Regions from separate parts of the Homo sapiens genome. Here region 1 is linked to region 2. Evidence: read pairs that join two places in POLR2A ChIA-PET (ENCODE). Cell type or tissue: PC-3. All regions are shown on one strand. Links, peaks and the distances in the headings refer to the core of each region. The heading gives the core; the rest is flanking DNA. Region 1 overlaps ACOT7 (acyl-CoA thioesterase 7). Region 2 overlaps ACOT7 (acyl-CoA thioesterase 7).

Region 1 (7,871 bases), core at 1,016-6,015, 74 kb after region 2:
CAAAATATGATATAGACACACTACATGAGCACAGGCTGGCCGAAAAATGGTGCCAATAGACTTGCTCAATGCAGGGTTGCCACAAACTTTTTTTTTTTTGAGAAGGAGTCTCGCTCTGTTGCCCAGGCTAGAGTGTAGTGGCATGATCCCAGCTCACTGCAACCTCTGCCTCCCAGGTTCAAGTGATTCTCCTGCCTCAGCTTCCCATGTAGCTGTGACTACGGCACATGCCACCACACCCAGCTAATTTTTTATATTTTTAGTAGAGATGGGGTTTCGCCATGTTGGCCAGGCTGGTCTCGAACTCCTGACCTCAGGTGATCCGCCTGCCTCGGCCTCCCAAAGTGCTGAGATTACAGGCCTGAGCCACCACGCCTGCCCCAAACTTTCAATTTGTAAAGAAGGCAGGACCTGGCTGGGAGCAGTGGCTCACGCCTATAATCCCAGCACTTTGAGAGGCCAAGGTGGGTGGATCACCTGAGGCCAGGAGTTTGAGACCAGCCTGACCAACATGGTGAAACCCCGTCTCTACTAAAAATACAAAAATTAGCTGGGCACAGTGGCAGGCGCCTGTAATCCCAGCCCTTCAGGAGGCTGAGGCAGGAGAATCGCTTGAATCCAGGAGGGAGAGGTTGCAGTGAGCCGAGATCGTGCCATTGCACTCCAGCCTGGGCAACAAAAGCTAAACTCCATCTTAAAAAAAAAAAAAAAAATGCAGGACCTGCAAAGTGCAATGAAAGGAAGTCTGTCTGTACCTAGGTCAAAACTGATCAAACTGAATACTTTCCATATGTGCAGTTATAGAAATTATTCCTGTATAACTCTGTTTAAATAAGTATCTCTTTCACCTCCCACCTCTGCCTTTTAGAGAATTAAATATCCATGGCAAATGCATTGGGCTTGTTTCTACTTGAGGCACTTACTCTGGGCAAGTTTCCTGGAATTCTGCCAATTTCTGCAAGGGAAGGTGGCAGCAGGTGCGATGAAGTCACCTGAGGACAGAGGCCTGGTCCCCATGCTGGCAGCTGCGCCCACGTCCCTCAGCCCAAACAGAGGCGGGAGGGAGGTGGCCAAATGGCCCTGGGAGCTCCAGTTAGGGAGTCACTAAGACTAAGAGCCCTGCCCAGCCAGGCACTGGTTAAAGCCCTCCCACAGGCCCATGGGGACTGAAGGCATGTCCCTCAGTGGGCAGACCAGCAGGCCCTAAGTACTTCCAGAGTATGGGGCCAGTGGGTCAGTACGGCCACCCTGAGTCTCACTCTCCAAATGTCAAGGAGGATGCCCTGAACACACAGGCTTGGGGCCTGTGGGGAGAAGCTGAGCTCCACAGCGTGGGGGCCAAGGACTCTGCCTTGCCCAACATCCTGGAGATCAAGCACCACAACCTGCCACGCACCACCTGCAGGCCACATGGTGGATGAGGGGCAGGTGGAAATGGCCAAGGAGGTGAGGTCTGCACTCTACTGGGGTCCCTGCCCCACCTGCCACACACCCCTAGGTCACTGCGCCTGGAGGGCCTCAGTGTCTTCACCTGTAAATGGAGGGTAAACTGCCAAGCTGAGAGTTCTCCGTGGCTGGGACACCCTACACTATTCCACAGACTCCCCGTCTAACCTAGGACAAACCCCGGCATCAGTGAGCCCCTAGGTCTCGGCCAGTTGAAGGGAACAACCACGTCAAGAGTCAGAGGAGAAAAACCAAGTTTGGCATCTGCTGAAAACGATGGCTTCCCCTGTTCATCCTGATCAGTTACATGGCTGAAGTTCCCACTTTATTGATTTAAAGATTTCAGCTCTGAGAAAGACACTGTTAAGATAATGGAGACAGGCCGGGCGCGGTGGCTCACACCTGTAATCCCAGCACTTTGGGAGGCCGAGGCGGGCGGATCACAAGATCAGGAGATAGAGACCATCCTGGCTAACACTGTGAAGCCCCGTCTCTACTAAAAATACAAAAAATTAGCCGGGCGTGGTGGCGGGCGCCTGTAGGAGGCTGAGGCAGGAGAATGGCGGGAACCCAGGAGGCGGAGCTTGCAGTGAGCCAAGATCGCGCCACTGCACTCCAGCCTGGGCGACAGAGCGAGACTCCTCTCAAAAAAAAAAAAAAAAAGATAATGGAGACAAGCCACAGACTGAGGAAAATGTTTACAAAACATATATCCGATAAACAACTTGTATCTAAAATATACAAAGAAATCTTAAAACTCAACAATAAGAGGCCAGGCGCGGTGACTCATGCCTATAATCCCAGCACTTTGGGAGGTAGACGCGGGCGGATCACTTGAGGCCAGGAGTTAGAGACCAGTCTGGCCAACGTAGAGAAACCCCAAAAATTAGCTGGGTGTGGTGGCACATGCCTGCAATCCCTGCTTGGAGATTAATTCCAGCCCTTTGGGAGGCTAAGCCAGAAGGATCGCTTGAACCCAGGAGTTCAAGATCAGCTTGGGCAACATAGGGAGACCCTGTCTCTACAAAAAAACTTTTTAGGCCGGGCGCAGTGGCTCACGCCTGTAATCCCAGCACTTTGGGAGGCCAAGGCGGGTGGATCACGAGGTCAGGAGATCAAGACCATCCTGGTTAACACGGTGAAACCCCGTCTCTACTAAAAATACAAAAAAAATTAGCCGGGCGTGGTGGCGGGCACCTGTAGTCCCAGCTGCTCGGGAGGCCGAGACAGAAGAATGGCATGAACCCGGGAGGTGGAGCTTGCAGTGAGCCGAGATTGTGCCACTGCACTCCAGCATGGGCAACAGAGCGAGACTCCACCTCAAAAAAAAAAAAAAAATTTTTTTAAATTAGCCAGGTGCTGGGCGCAGTGGCTCACGCCTGTAATCCCAGCATTTTGGGAGGCCAAGGCAGGCGGATCACTTGAGTTCAGAAGTTCGAGACCAGCCTGGCCAACATGGTGAAACCCTGTCTCTATTAAAAGTACAAAAATTAGCCATGCGTGGTGGCAGGCGCCTTTAATCCCAGGTACTCAGGAGGCTGAGGCAGGAGAATCACTTGAACCTGGGAGTCAGGAGGTTGCAGTGAGCTGAGATGGCGCCAGTGCACTCCAGCCTGAGGAAAAACAGCAAGAAACTTGGTCTAAAACAAAAACAAACCAACAAAAAAATTAGCCAGGCACAGTAGGGTGCACCTGTAGTCAAGGCTACTAGGGAGGCTGAGGTAGGAAGATCACCTGAGCCCAGGAGGTTGAAGCTACAGTGAGCCGTGATTGTACCACCGCTTTCCAGCCTCGGTGACAGAGCAAGACTCTTTAAAAATAAGGTGGGAGGGGCCAGGCGCGGTGGCTCATGCATGTAATCCCAGCACTTTGGGAGGCTGAGGCGGGTGGATCACGAGGTCAGGAGATCGAGACCAGCCTAGCCAACATGGCAAAATCCCATCTCTACAAAAAATACAAAAATTAGCATGGCGTGGTGCCATGTGCCTATAATCCCAGCTACTTGGGAGGCTGAGGCAGGAGAATAGCTTGAACCTGGGAGGCGGAGGTTGCAGTGAGCCGAGATGGCACTATTGCACTCCAGCCTGGGCAACAAGAGTAAAACTCCATCCCAAAAAAAAAAAAAAAAAAATTAGCTGGGCGTGGTGGTGGGCACCTGTAGTCCCAGCTACTCGGGAGGCTGAGGCAGGAGAATGGCGTGAACCTGGGAGGCAGAGCGAACATGGCGACAGAGTGAGACTCTGTCTAAAAAATAAAAAATAAAAATAAATAATAATAAGGTGGGAGGGTGGCGGCAGAGGGCCAAAGACCCGAACAGATGCCTGATATAAGAGGATATACAGACAGCAAATACGCACATGAAAAGATGCTCAACACCTTATGTCATTTGGAAACTGCAAATTAAAACAACACTGAGACACCACTACATGCCTGTCAGAATGGCCTAAACCCAAAGTACTGACAACATCAAATGCTGGTGAGGATGTGGAGCACAGGAGCCCTCATTCACTGTTGGTGAGAATGCAAAATGGCACAGCCACTTTGGAAGACAGTTTGGCAGTTTTGTACAAAGCTAAATGTACTCTTCAATTAAATCAATCCTATATTCCATTAAAGACATTAAAAAAATACATGTAAAGGCCAAGTGTGGTAGCTCACGCTTATAATCCTAGCACTTTGGGAGGCTGAGGCGGGAAGATCACTTGAGCCCAAGAGTTCGAGACCAGCCTGGACAACATAGCGAGACTCCATCTCTATTTAAATAATAAAAAAATACATTATGTAAAAACTTAGTAGGTACATGGAAGCAATTAAATGCAAAATCAAGTAAAAATTCAAGCTGGATATGGGTGAATTAAGAATCTTAGTAGAATCTTAATAGGTGTCAGATAACATGGGTCAATTCAGCAACTTCAGGCTGGTTTATGAGTGTCACCACTTCTAAGAGCCTGGCTTTTATAAGGTACAAGACAAGGTGAGATTTGCCTGTCATTAAAGGAAGCACAGAGTATCAATCATGCAGGATGTAGTTTCCTGAGACACCAAAGTGTAGTATCAAAAGCAATTCCATTGTAAAAGCTGAGTTCTAAATACAAGCGACACCTGAGTGAACACAGCAACAAAACAGCAAAGAAACACACAAACATCAAAGTTTGGCACTTACTGTAAACAATGGCCAGGTGCGGTGGCTCACGCCTGTAATCCCAGCACTTTGGTAAGCCTAGGCGGACGGATCACAAGGTCAGGAGATCAAGACAATCCTGGCTAAAATGGTGAAACCCCGTCTCTACTAAAAATACAAAAAATTAGCCAGGTGTGGTGGCAGGCGCCTGTAGTCCCAGCTACTCGGGAGGCTGAGGCAGGTGAATGGCGTGAACCTGGGAGGTGGAGCTTGCAGTGAGCCCAGATCGCACCACTGCACTCCAGCCTGGGCGACAGAGCAAGACTCGTCAAAACAAACAAACAAACAAACAAACAAACAACGGCACCAGTTACAAGGCCAAAGCATCCACTCGCTACAATGCCACCACTGTTCAAATTAATTCCACCAGAGCAGCCCTGGGTGCCCGAGAGGTAGTGGCTCAAGGTAAGACTGGAACTGGTGGCCTGGAGATTGTCGGGAGGGGAGGGAGGGAGGGGCAGTGTCTATGATCAGCATGCCCTCTGCTGGTGGCCGGGGTGCTCCTCGATAGCGCCAGACTGCGGCAGATGGTCCAGTCCCCCAGTGATACATTTTACAGCAAAGCACACAGACCACGGGCCTTCCCAGGTCCCAGCCAACAAGTCCCATGGGGGCAGGTACCGTTGGGCCTTCTCCCAGTCCCGGGCTCATGGGCACACAGCCAGCAAGAGGAATGCTCTGGCCCTCCTGAATCAGGGACTTGGTTTCCTTTACTCTCCCAAGGCTCAGAGAAGCTCCCAGCCTCACACAGCTCAGCTGCCAGCCCCTGACCTGCCATAGCTGAACCTCCAGCCCTGAGGCCAAAGGATTCAAGGCAGGGCACAGAGACATCTGAGCTGTCTGGCATGGCCCTGGTAAGGTCTCCTGTGGGGACCTACCCCCAGGGAGGCCCAGACAGCGAGAGCCTATCATGTGCCATGGGACAGGCAAAAGCCACAGATGAACATTTAGGGGGAGGAGGAGGGAAGGAGGACAGAAAGGCTGGCGAGGGCAGGGGCTGGTGTTCAGCAAGGGGAGGGAAACAGATGTGGACAGGTGCACGGCGTGGCCTGCCCCTGAGAAGTAATGTCCCTAGAGTCCTAGTTTTATTATTGCTCAAGGACTTTTTTTTTTCTTTGAGACGGAGTCTTGCTCTGTTGCCCAGGCTGGAGTGCAGTGGCGCAATCTCGGCTCACTGCAAGCTCCGCCTCCCGGGTTCACACCATTCTCCTGCCTCAGCCTCCCAAGTAGCTGGGACTACAGGCGCCCGCCATCACGCCTGGCTAATATTTTGTATTTTTAGTAGAGAGGGGTTTCACCGTGTTAGCCAGGATGGTCCCGATCTCCTGACTTCATGATCCGCCCACCTCGGTCTCCCAAAGAGCTGGGATTACAGGCGTGAGCCACTGCGCTCAGCCTGCTCAAGGGCTTTCTGTTTCTGTCCTCCAGGTCAGAGATAAATGACCCTCAGGTATAAGAGTTCAAAGAAAGGATGCAGCGGCTGTCTTTGGCCTCCACTTGCCAGCTGTGACGGCAAGCAAGTAGCTCCACCTCTAATGCCTGCTCCCCAGCCTATAAAGAGGTGTGTCCACACGTGCAAATGGAGCTGGACCCCTACCGCACATCACACATAACAATTAACTCAAGATAGGTCAAACACCTAAATGGTAAGAGCTAAAGCTATGTAACTTTTTTTTTTTGAGACAGGGTCTCACTCCGTCACCCAGGCCCCAGTGCAGTGCTGTGGTCTCTAACTCACTTCACTGCAGCCTTGACTTCCCAGGCTCAAGCAATCCTCTCACCTCAGCCTCCCAAGTAGCTGGTACTACAGGCATGCACCACCACACCTGGCTAACTTTTTTAATTTGTAGAGATGGGGTCTTCCTATGTTGCTCAGGCTGGTCTTGAACTCCTGAGCTCAAGCAGTCTTCCCACTTCGACCTCCCAAAGTGCTGGGATTACAGATGTGAGCCACAGCATCTATCCTATAAAACTCTTTAAAGAAAATAGGCCAGGTGTGGTGGCCTATAATCCCAGCAATTTGAGAGACTGAGGTGGGCATATCACTTGAGGTCAGGAGTTCAAGACTAGCCTGGCCAACGTGTTGAAACTCTGTCTCTGCTGGAAAAAAAATACAAAAATTAGCCAGGTGTGGTGGTGCACACCTGTAGTCCTAGCTCCTTGGGAAGTTGAGGCAGGGGAATCACTTGAACCCAGGAGGCGGAGGTTGCAGTGAACTGAGATCATGCCACTGCACTCTAGCCTGGGCATCACAGCAAAGAAAAAGTAAAAAGACAACCCAGTGAGTGGAAAAAAATATTTGCAAATCACATCGGAAATAGCCAAACAATCATGAAAAAGAACAAAGCTGGAAGATTCACACTTTCTGATTTCAAAACTTACCACAAAGCTACAATAATCAAAACAGTATGGCATTAGCATAAAGACAGATATAAGAATCAATAGAACAGAGAGCCCAGAAATAAACTCAAATGATATATATGGTCAAATGATCTATGTGACAAGGGTATAAACACCTTTCGGCCGGGTGTGGTGGCTCGCCCCTGTAATCCCAGCATGTTGGGAGGCTGAGGTGGGAGGATCACGAGGTCAGGAGTTCAAGACCAGCCTGACCGACATGGTGAAACCCCCCGTCTCTACTAAAAATACAAAAATTAGCCAGGCATGGTGGCATGTGCCTGTAATCCCAGCTACTCAGGAGGCTGAGGCTTGAACCCAGGAGGCGAAGGTTGTAATGAGCTGAGATCACGCCACTGCACTCCAGCCTGGGCAACAGAGCAAGACCGTCTCAAAAAAAAAAAAAAAACAAGAAGACGACCTCTCAATGGGGAAAGACAATCTTTTCAACAAATGGTGCTAAGGAACTGGATATTTACACACAAAAGAATGAGTTGCACCTTTACCTAATAGCATATACAAAAAAAAAAAAAAACTCAAAATGGATCATAAGCCGAAAAGTAAAACCTAAAACTATAAAACTCTTAGAAGAAAACATAAGGCTAAAGCTTTACAACATTGGATTTGGTGATGATTTCTTGGCTATGACATCAAAGGCACAAGGAACAAAAGAAAACAGACAAATTGTATGTCATAAGAACTTTAAAATGTGTGCATCAACAGACAATATCAACAGAGTATAAACACATCCCACAGAATGGGAGAAATTATTTGCAAATCATATATCTGATGAGGGATTAGTGTCCAGAATATATAGAGAACTCCTAAAACGCAACAATAAAAAAAC
Region 2 (7,871 bases), core at 1,481-6,480:
AACCTCTGCCTCCCGGGTTCAAGCGATTCTCCTGTGTCAGCCTCCTAAGTAGCTGGGATTACAGGAGCCCGTCACCATGCCCAGCTAATTTTTGTATTGTTAGTGGAGTCGGGGTTTCACCATGTTGACCAGGCTGGTCTCAAACTCCTGACTTCAAGTGATCCACCTGCCTTGGTCTCCCAAAGTGCTGGGATTACAGGTGTGAGCTACTGCGCCCAGGTGCATCTCCATTTTTCAATCAGCATCCCCATTTTCAAATGAACAACGGAGGCCCTAAGTCACATGGAGGTCCGATTCTGAAGAAAGAGTGCAGGTGAAATACCGGGAAAATAGCTGTTTGGCAAGGGAAAGAATCCTAGGCAGCGGATTTTCTCCCCCAGGCAAATAAGATGCCGCTCCGGGTGCCAGGCAGGGCAGGGCACCTCTGGGCTTCAGGTGGCTTGGCTCTCACAGTTCTGCAAGGTGGTTTTATGTTGTTATTGGAAATAGAAGGTGCAGGTTGGCTAAGCCACCACCAGGCTCTCCTGGTCTCTCTCCCATGGCAAGGGGCCTCCATAAAGGCCCAGCAAGCCCAGCCCTCACAGGGTAGAGGACGGTTGGGCCAGGTCCCTAGCCCAGGACGGCAAGGAAGTGAAAACACAAAACAGAATAGGATCATCCGTGTGTCAATATCGAGGGCTTCCTTGGAGGGGGCAGCCTCAGCTTCTGAATTAACCACACCCACCTGTGAGTGGGCCCCTACCACAGTGTGGTTCAGGAGCAGAGTCTGGAATGAGGCCTGGTGCGAATCCCCCTGCCCCATCGCCCATGCCTGGAGGGGCTTGAGTCCCTCTGTCCCCGTCTAGAGTGTGAGAGTCACTGCCATAGCCTGGCTGGGAGTGAGTCCCCATCACCTCCGCCACTGCCGGCTGGGTGACCTTGGGCAGGCAGGTTGCCCTCCCTGAGCCGTGGGCTCAGTGTCTGTCAGGCAGAGGAGGTGACGGCGCCCACAGGCAAGGTGACTGAGGAGCAAATGGGATGACCATGTGGCTGCCAGCAATGGCAGCTGCTATCATGGGATGTGGGGATTTGGTGGACATCTGTTGAGCTGAACACTAATTTAATTTAGGGCTTTGGGGACAGATCTGAGGTTTGGAGGCTGAACAGAAAAGGAAAGAAAAATGAAATAACTCAGAACACCAGGTAACATGCTGGCTGAGAACCCCACACACTTGGCTCAGGTGGGCAAAGGAGGGATCCAGAGGACAGTTGGCCTCCCCTTACCAGGCACCACACACAGAGGGCATAGAGGACAGTCGGCCTCCCCTTACCAGGCACCACACACAGAGGGCACAGAGGACAGTCGGCCTCCCCTTACCGGACGCCACACACAGAGGGCAGAGAGGCCCACCCGGCCACCTCCTGACTAGGTACTAGGTCATGGCTTCAGAGAGAGAGAGAGAGAGAGCGCAAGTGTGTGTGTGTGTGTGTGTGTGTGTAGGGCACGTGTGTGCGTGTGTTTAAGGGGCTTAGTAGCGGCAGAGCTGCAGCCCACAGACTGAGTTCTTCTAGGTTGATCTGCCTCATAAAGAAACTGACTTGTGACCACAACAGCTGGACTAGTGGTCCCACTCACACACACAGCCAGCACAGGTGTGCCACGGAATTCCACGGCATTTCCCACAGACCAACTCTAAATACTGCCCTGGGCAGCCAACAGAAGCTCTGTCAGCCTCCAATGGGGGCCAGGACCAGCTGCATTTGCCATGAAACGCTGACCATTTATATTCAGAAAATGGCAACCTGGTGATGAAGTGACAACAGCTGAGCACAGGAATGACGATGAGCCAGCAGGATTCCAGCAGGACCGTGTGTGCTGGGGAGACACATTGTTAACTGGAGTATGTGAGAAGTTTATCACCAAATGTGCACTATATGTGGCCTTCCTCAGGGGGAGATACGTCGCCATCCAGCAGCTAGTCAGGGTCCTCCTAGGAACAAATGAGCCAGGGACAAGCAGGAGTTTTAAGGAAGGGACACCAAAGCCTAGCATCAGGAGCCAGGACAGCACATGGACACAGGGTCCTGATGCTGCTGGGGGCCGTGAGCTGGATGCTGAGGGCAGCGGCTGGCATTGCCGGGGAAGCTGGTGCCAGGCATGGCCCAGCATGTCACATAGAGGAACTCGGCTGCAAAGTCAGTGCCATGAGCCGTGAACTTTGTCTGTTCACTGAGGCAGCCTGAGTCCATGACTCACAGCTGGCCCCTCCCCTCTCCACAAACACGGAATCTCACCGGACCCCACCCGATCCTGTGATGCACAAGGCCGGCCCTCTCCACAAACACAGAATCTCACCGGACCCCACCCGATCCTGATGCGCGGCCGGCCCTCTCCACAAACACGGAATCTCACCGGACCCCACCCGATCCTGACGCGTGGCCGGCCTCTCTCCACAAACACAGAATCTCACCGGACCCCACCCGATCCTGATGCGCAGCCAGCCCCTCCCCTCTCCACAAACACGGAATCTCACCAGACAGCACCCTATCCTGATGTGTGGCCGGCCCCTCCCCTCTCCACAAACACGGAATCTCACCGGACAGCACCCTATCCTGATGCGCGGCCGGTCCCTCTCCACAAACACAGAATGACCAACACCGGGTCTCACTGGACAACACCCGATGAGGCAGCAGCCTCCCTGTCTCCATTCTACAAGTCAGGAACCAGACACATGGAGAGTCACGCTTCCAAAGTCACACCACTAGGGGTAGGATGGGACCGGACCTGACCTTGGGCCACCAGAGGCAATGCCATGTTGCCTCCCCATCCTGTCCTGTGACATCGAGTCCAGAGTGGAATTCTTCCCAAGATGATTGCAGGAAGGAGCGTTCAAAGTCACAGACCCAGAGTGTCCAGTGCTGGCCACCAGCTGGTGTCATCAACTCAGGGTGGTTTAGCTGTGGGGGAAGGAGGAGGGAAAGGAAGGGTTCGTGTTGGATTTAATGTTCAGAACTTAGGAAGTGCCTACAATTAACCCCTTGTTCTTCCATCCTGAAAAGCAGAATGAGAGAATAAATGGAAGGAGTTGTAATCAGCTCCTTCAAACCGGGGTTTGCCCCATTTATCCAAAAGGCTACCTTGTTGGTATGAGACTCCACAAGGGACCTCATGTTACTGAAAACCGCTCAGGATCCAAAGCACGTGACAGTCAACCCCGAGGGGAAGATGTGAGCGGCTATTGAGTGCCTGGTGTGCGAATACCCTCTTCACCACCCCCATGCTCCTGCAGGCTCCACACGGCACCCCCAGACCACACTGCATGATGTGACATGGACGCCTGCACTGGGTGAGGACCTGCCTCGTTGTCCCTGTGTCCCTGACCCAACACAGAGCTGGCATCTGGTGCTCAGGAAATGGTTGCTGAATGAATGAATTAATCAATGAATGAATGCAGGTTGACTAACAGGTCACAACCAGCCCAAGCAAGCTGCCCCAGCCACAAAGTATGTGGCTCCTTCAGGCAACAATTTGCGTCAAGAATTAGTCACAGATGAGGGCAGGAAAAGCTCATCCGGTCCCAGAAACCCCAAAGCCAGGTGAGCTTGATGACCGGCCAAAAAACCAAGCCCACACTCAAAATGATCTTGCTGTGTGAGCTGGACGGTGACATTTACAGGGACAGCCTCCTCCAGCCCCAGCAGCCAGCACACACGCACCGGCCTGGGAAACCACGCAGAGTTTAGATCAGCGGCAGACCTGCTATGAAACAACAACTTTATACTAACGATGGAAAAGGCCAAGACTGGTGGATGGAGTCAGTGCTATTCTGGGGCCCAGGCCAGGGGGGCTGTCGTAATCCCACCATGTGTGTCTATTATCAGATTATACCCCACACCTGGAGTTTTATTCTAAGGACCCGGAACAGTGACTCACGAGCGGTGGGAAATCAGGACGGTGTAGCATCCTGACTCTGGCAGACAAGGAGGTCTTTCAAGACCTGGGCTGGCCTCATGGACACTGGCCAGGGCAGCAGGCAGGAGGGCTCTGAGCTCCCAAAGGATCTCATCTGGAAGGATCTTTGTCCACTTCAGGTCATCTGCACCTCCCAGAGAAGTCATAGTAGGATCCTGGGCCAACTCAAGGCCAACTTTACGACTCAGGAGATAACCTTTCTCGGGGAAACACTTAGAACGGTCCAAAAACCAAGCGTTTGGCCTTGCGACAGCGAAGGCTCCCAGTCCCTGCAGGTGTTGAGGCAGCAGGATCAGAGGCGGGAGCAGAAACCCACCCGAGAAGACGGACCTGGCGAAAAACCAGTGCCTCAGCCTCCACCCACCCCAGTCTGTGTTTTCACAAATGCACTTTTTAGTGTCGATCCAGTGGGCTTGAGAAAAACATAGAAAAACCATGGTCTGTGTGTCAGCTGAACTCTGCTGGCTACTTAGAGGGAAGGAAAGTGATCTCATAAAAACTGAGATTTTAATCAACCACTGTTGATCACAAGCCCTCTCCTACCGGCGAGACACAACCCTGGGCATCCTGTTGTAGGGCCTCGTGCCAAGCCTGCTGGTTACCTGCCACCGAGAGAGAGCAATGAGGTCAGATGGTCCCTGCAGAAGTGAGATCATTAGAAAGCCACGTGCCCATCGTGTCCTGCGTGTAAAGACTGCTACCACACAATGCCTGTGTCTATGACAGCACACACAAGACACTACAATCAATGTGTTAACTGAGAAAACTAAATTTTAAGAAAACAACCCAGAAAAACATAGTGCCTTCCTCACAACTGCCTTTCTTGCCACCACTGTCCACCTGGGCCCCTGCCTTGCCAGAGGGAGCCACCCCGCTTCTGACGCTGGAAGCCACTGTCTCCCTTTCACTTTCTTCCGCTGTATTTAAAATATCGAGTGCCTAAGTTTTTTCCAAGATGCTTCTTTCCAGGTTCCTACTGAAAAGCCTCATCAATTTCCCCCACCGCAGGCACAACGGGTGCTGCCAACGTTGGAAAATAACTTTGGCACATTACAGTCCACCGCAGGCAGTCCTCATCTCCCAAGATCTGTAATTTAAAAGATGACAACAAAATTGTAGGACCCGCCGTCCTTGGAGCTGCATTTATTTCAAGAATTACGGGGAAAAAAAAAAGACTTTCTTGGCCACTAATGTATACACGTTAGGTACCAAAGGTATTTTTAATTGTAACATTTAACTGCTTATAGGTTTTTGTTTTGTGTTTTTTTGTTTTTAAGTATTGATCTGTCAACTGGCTTAAAAATAAGGCTTCATTTTCTTCTCCCAAGGCCTTGCTCGTGACTGGGTCAGGCTTGCCTGCAAACCCAAGGCGGCAGTTCACAGCTCGGAGCCCGTGTGCCGCTGTCTGTTCTGTGGGCGGCAATCTGAGATGCCCCCATTTCTATATTTAATCCCAACTGACGGAGCGTGGGCGCCGGCCTCCTATATTAAGAAAATGATAGTAACTTCATCTTGTTTTAAATACCCCACCCGTTAGTAATTACAAGAGTTCTGAAAAGATCCAGTTGAGTGAGAACCTGCGAGACAGCCCTGGCCTCTCCCTCCCAGGTTCTGTGGCTGGGACCATGGACAGAGGAATATTCACTAAGTGGTTCCCGGACGTCTGGGAGCATCATAGACCCAGGGAGAAGGGCCAAGAGCTGCCCACGCCCATTGATTCCTTACATTCTATAGAGTCTGAAGCAGGGAAGGGGGGAGGTCTTGACTGCTTCCTGATGTTTGAGTATCCATGCTTCACTTTCAAAATAAGGAAGCAGAGAAAGGGTAGATGGATTTTGCATCCCAACTGCCATGGAGGCCCCAGCAAGAGGAGGCTGCAGCTACACACGAGCCCCCAGGCCCACCCCTAAGAAGGACAGGCCAGTGAGAGGCTGCGGCCTCAGCCTGGAGGCTACCAAAGCAAGGTCGCTTCCTGGAAGGCCCAGAAATTTTGGTGGGGTGTCAGTTTCCTTCCAAGAGTCCAGGGGACGCTCCTTTTGAAGGGTTTGTGTTCATCACTTGGAACAGGGAAATGTTGTCAGTGGGTATCTGCCACGCATGCCCCTGGCGACCACAGCTAAAGAGAGAAGCACAGGCTGGACAATGTGGCACCAAAAAAAAAAAAAAAAGAAAGAAAAGAAAAGAAAAACACCCCCATCCGACCCGTACACAGGTAGAAAAGTACGTTCTTTTTTTTTTTTTTTTTTTAATTGATAATTCTTGGGTGTTTCTCGCAGAGGGGGATTTGGCAGGGTCACAGGACAATAGTGGAGGGAAGGTCAGCAGATAAACAAGTGAACAAAGGTCTCTGGTTTTCCTAGGCAGAGGACCCTGCGGCCTTCCGCAGTGTTTGTGTCCCTGGGTACTTGAGATTAGGGAGTGGTGATGACTCTTAACGAGCATGCTGCCTTCAAGCATCTGTTTAACAAAGCACATCTTGCACCGCCCTTAATCCATTTAACCCTGAGTGGACACAGCACATGTTTCAGAGAGCACAGGGTTGGGGGTAAGGTCACAGATCAACAGGATCCCAAGGCAGAAGAATTTTTCTTAGTACAGAACAAAATGAAAAGTCTCCCATGTCTACCTCTTTCTACACAGACACGGCAACCATCCGATTTCTCAATCTTTTCCCCACCTTTCCCCCCTTTCTATTCCACAAAACTGCCATTGTCATCATGGCCCGTTCTCAATGAGCTGTTGGGTACACCTCCCAGACAGGGTGGTGGCCGGGCAGAGGGGCTCCTCACTTCCCAGTAGGGGCGGCCGGGCAGAGGCGCCCCTCACCTCCCGGACGGGGCGGCTGGCCGGGCGGGGCGCTGACCCCCCCGCCTCCCTCCCAGATGGGGCGGCTGGCCGGGCGGGGGGCTGACCCCCCCACATCCCTCCCGGATGGGGCGGCTGGCCGGGCAGAGGGGCTCCTCTCTTCCCAGTAGGGGCGGCCGGGCAGAGGCGCCCCTCACCTCCCGGATGAGGCGGCTGGCCGGGCGGGGGGCTGTCCCCCCCACATCCTTCCCGGACGGGGCGGCGGGCCGGGCGGGGGGCTGACCCCCCCACCTCCCTCCCGGACGGGGCGGCTGTCCGGGCAGAGGGGCTCCTCACTTCCCAGTAGGGGCGGCCGGGCAGAGGCGCCCCTCACCTCCCGGAAGGGGCGGCTGGCCGGGCGGGGGGCTGACCCCCCCACCTCCCTCCCAGACGGGGCGGCTGACCCCCACCTCCCTCCCGGACGGGGTGGCTGCCGGGTGGAGACGCTCCTCACTTCCCAGACGGGGTGGCTGCCGGGCGGAGGGGCTTCTCACTTCTCAGACGGGGCGGTTGCCAGGCAGAGGGTCTCCTCACTTCTCAGACGGGGCGGCCGGGCAGAGACGCTCCTCACATCCCAGACGGGGCGGCAGGGCAGAGGCGCTCCCCACATCTCAGATGATGGGCGGCCGGGCAGAGACGCTCCTCACTTCCTAGATGGGATGGCGGCCGGGCAGAGACGCTCCTCACTTTCCAGACTGGGCAGCCAGGCAGAGAGGCTCCTCACATCCCAGACGACGGGCGGCCAGGCAGAGACGCTCCTCACTTCCCAGACGGGGTGGTGGCCGGGCAGAGGCTGCAATCTCGGCACTTTGGGGGGCCAAGGCAGGCAGCTGGGAGGTGGAGGTTGTAGCGAGCCGAGATCACGCCACTGCACTCCAGCCTGGGCACCATTGAGCACTGAGTGAACGAGACTCCGTCTGCAATCCCGGCACCTCGGGAGGCCGAGGCTGGCGGATCACTCGCGGTTAGGAGCTGGAGACCAGCCCGGCCAACACAGCGAAACCCCGTCTCCACCAAAAAAATACGAAAACCAGTCAGGCGTGGCGGCGCGCGCCTGCAATCGCAGGCACTCGGC

What was found. Peaks named below come from ENCODE experiments on the same cell type or tissue, not always from the same donor. Only the 100,000 strongest peaks of a DNase experiment are listed, where the experiment ranks them.
Region 1: POLR2A ChIA-PET joins it to region 2 with 9 read pairs; 4 of 35 experiments call an interaction of 5 or more read pairs at or near these places.

Annotation. Positions count from the first base shown.
Region 1 is chr1:6,373,170-6,381,040 of GRCh38, forward strand. All of the region lies in intron 1 of ACOT7 (acyl-CoA thioesterase 7), which reads right to left. Among named protein-coding and RNA genes, the nearest start is that of ACOT7, 17 kb to the right of the region's middle. RefSeq lists an enhancer at 1,250-1,749. In PC-3, for the core only: a CTCF peak has its summit at 5,155 (motif pointing left); no DNase peak of the experiment used is centred there.
Region 2 is chr1:6,298,214-6,306,084 of GRCh38, forward strand. The region is part of intron 6 of ACOT7 (acyl-CoA thioesterase 7); the gene reads right to left. Among named protein-coding and RNA genes, the nearest start is that of GPR153, 41 kb to the left of the region's middle. RefSeq lists an enhancer at 2,999-4,198. In PC-3, for the core only: a CTCF peak has its summit at 2,762; DNase peaks (open chromatin) are centred at 2,288, 2,598, 3,538 and 4,538; H3K4me3 peaks cover 1,995 bases; H3K27ac peaks cover 4,796 bases.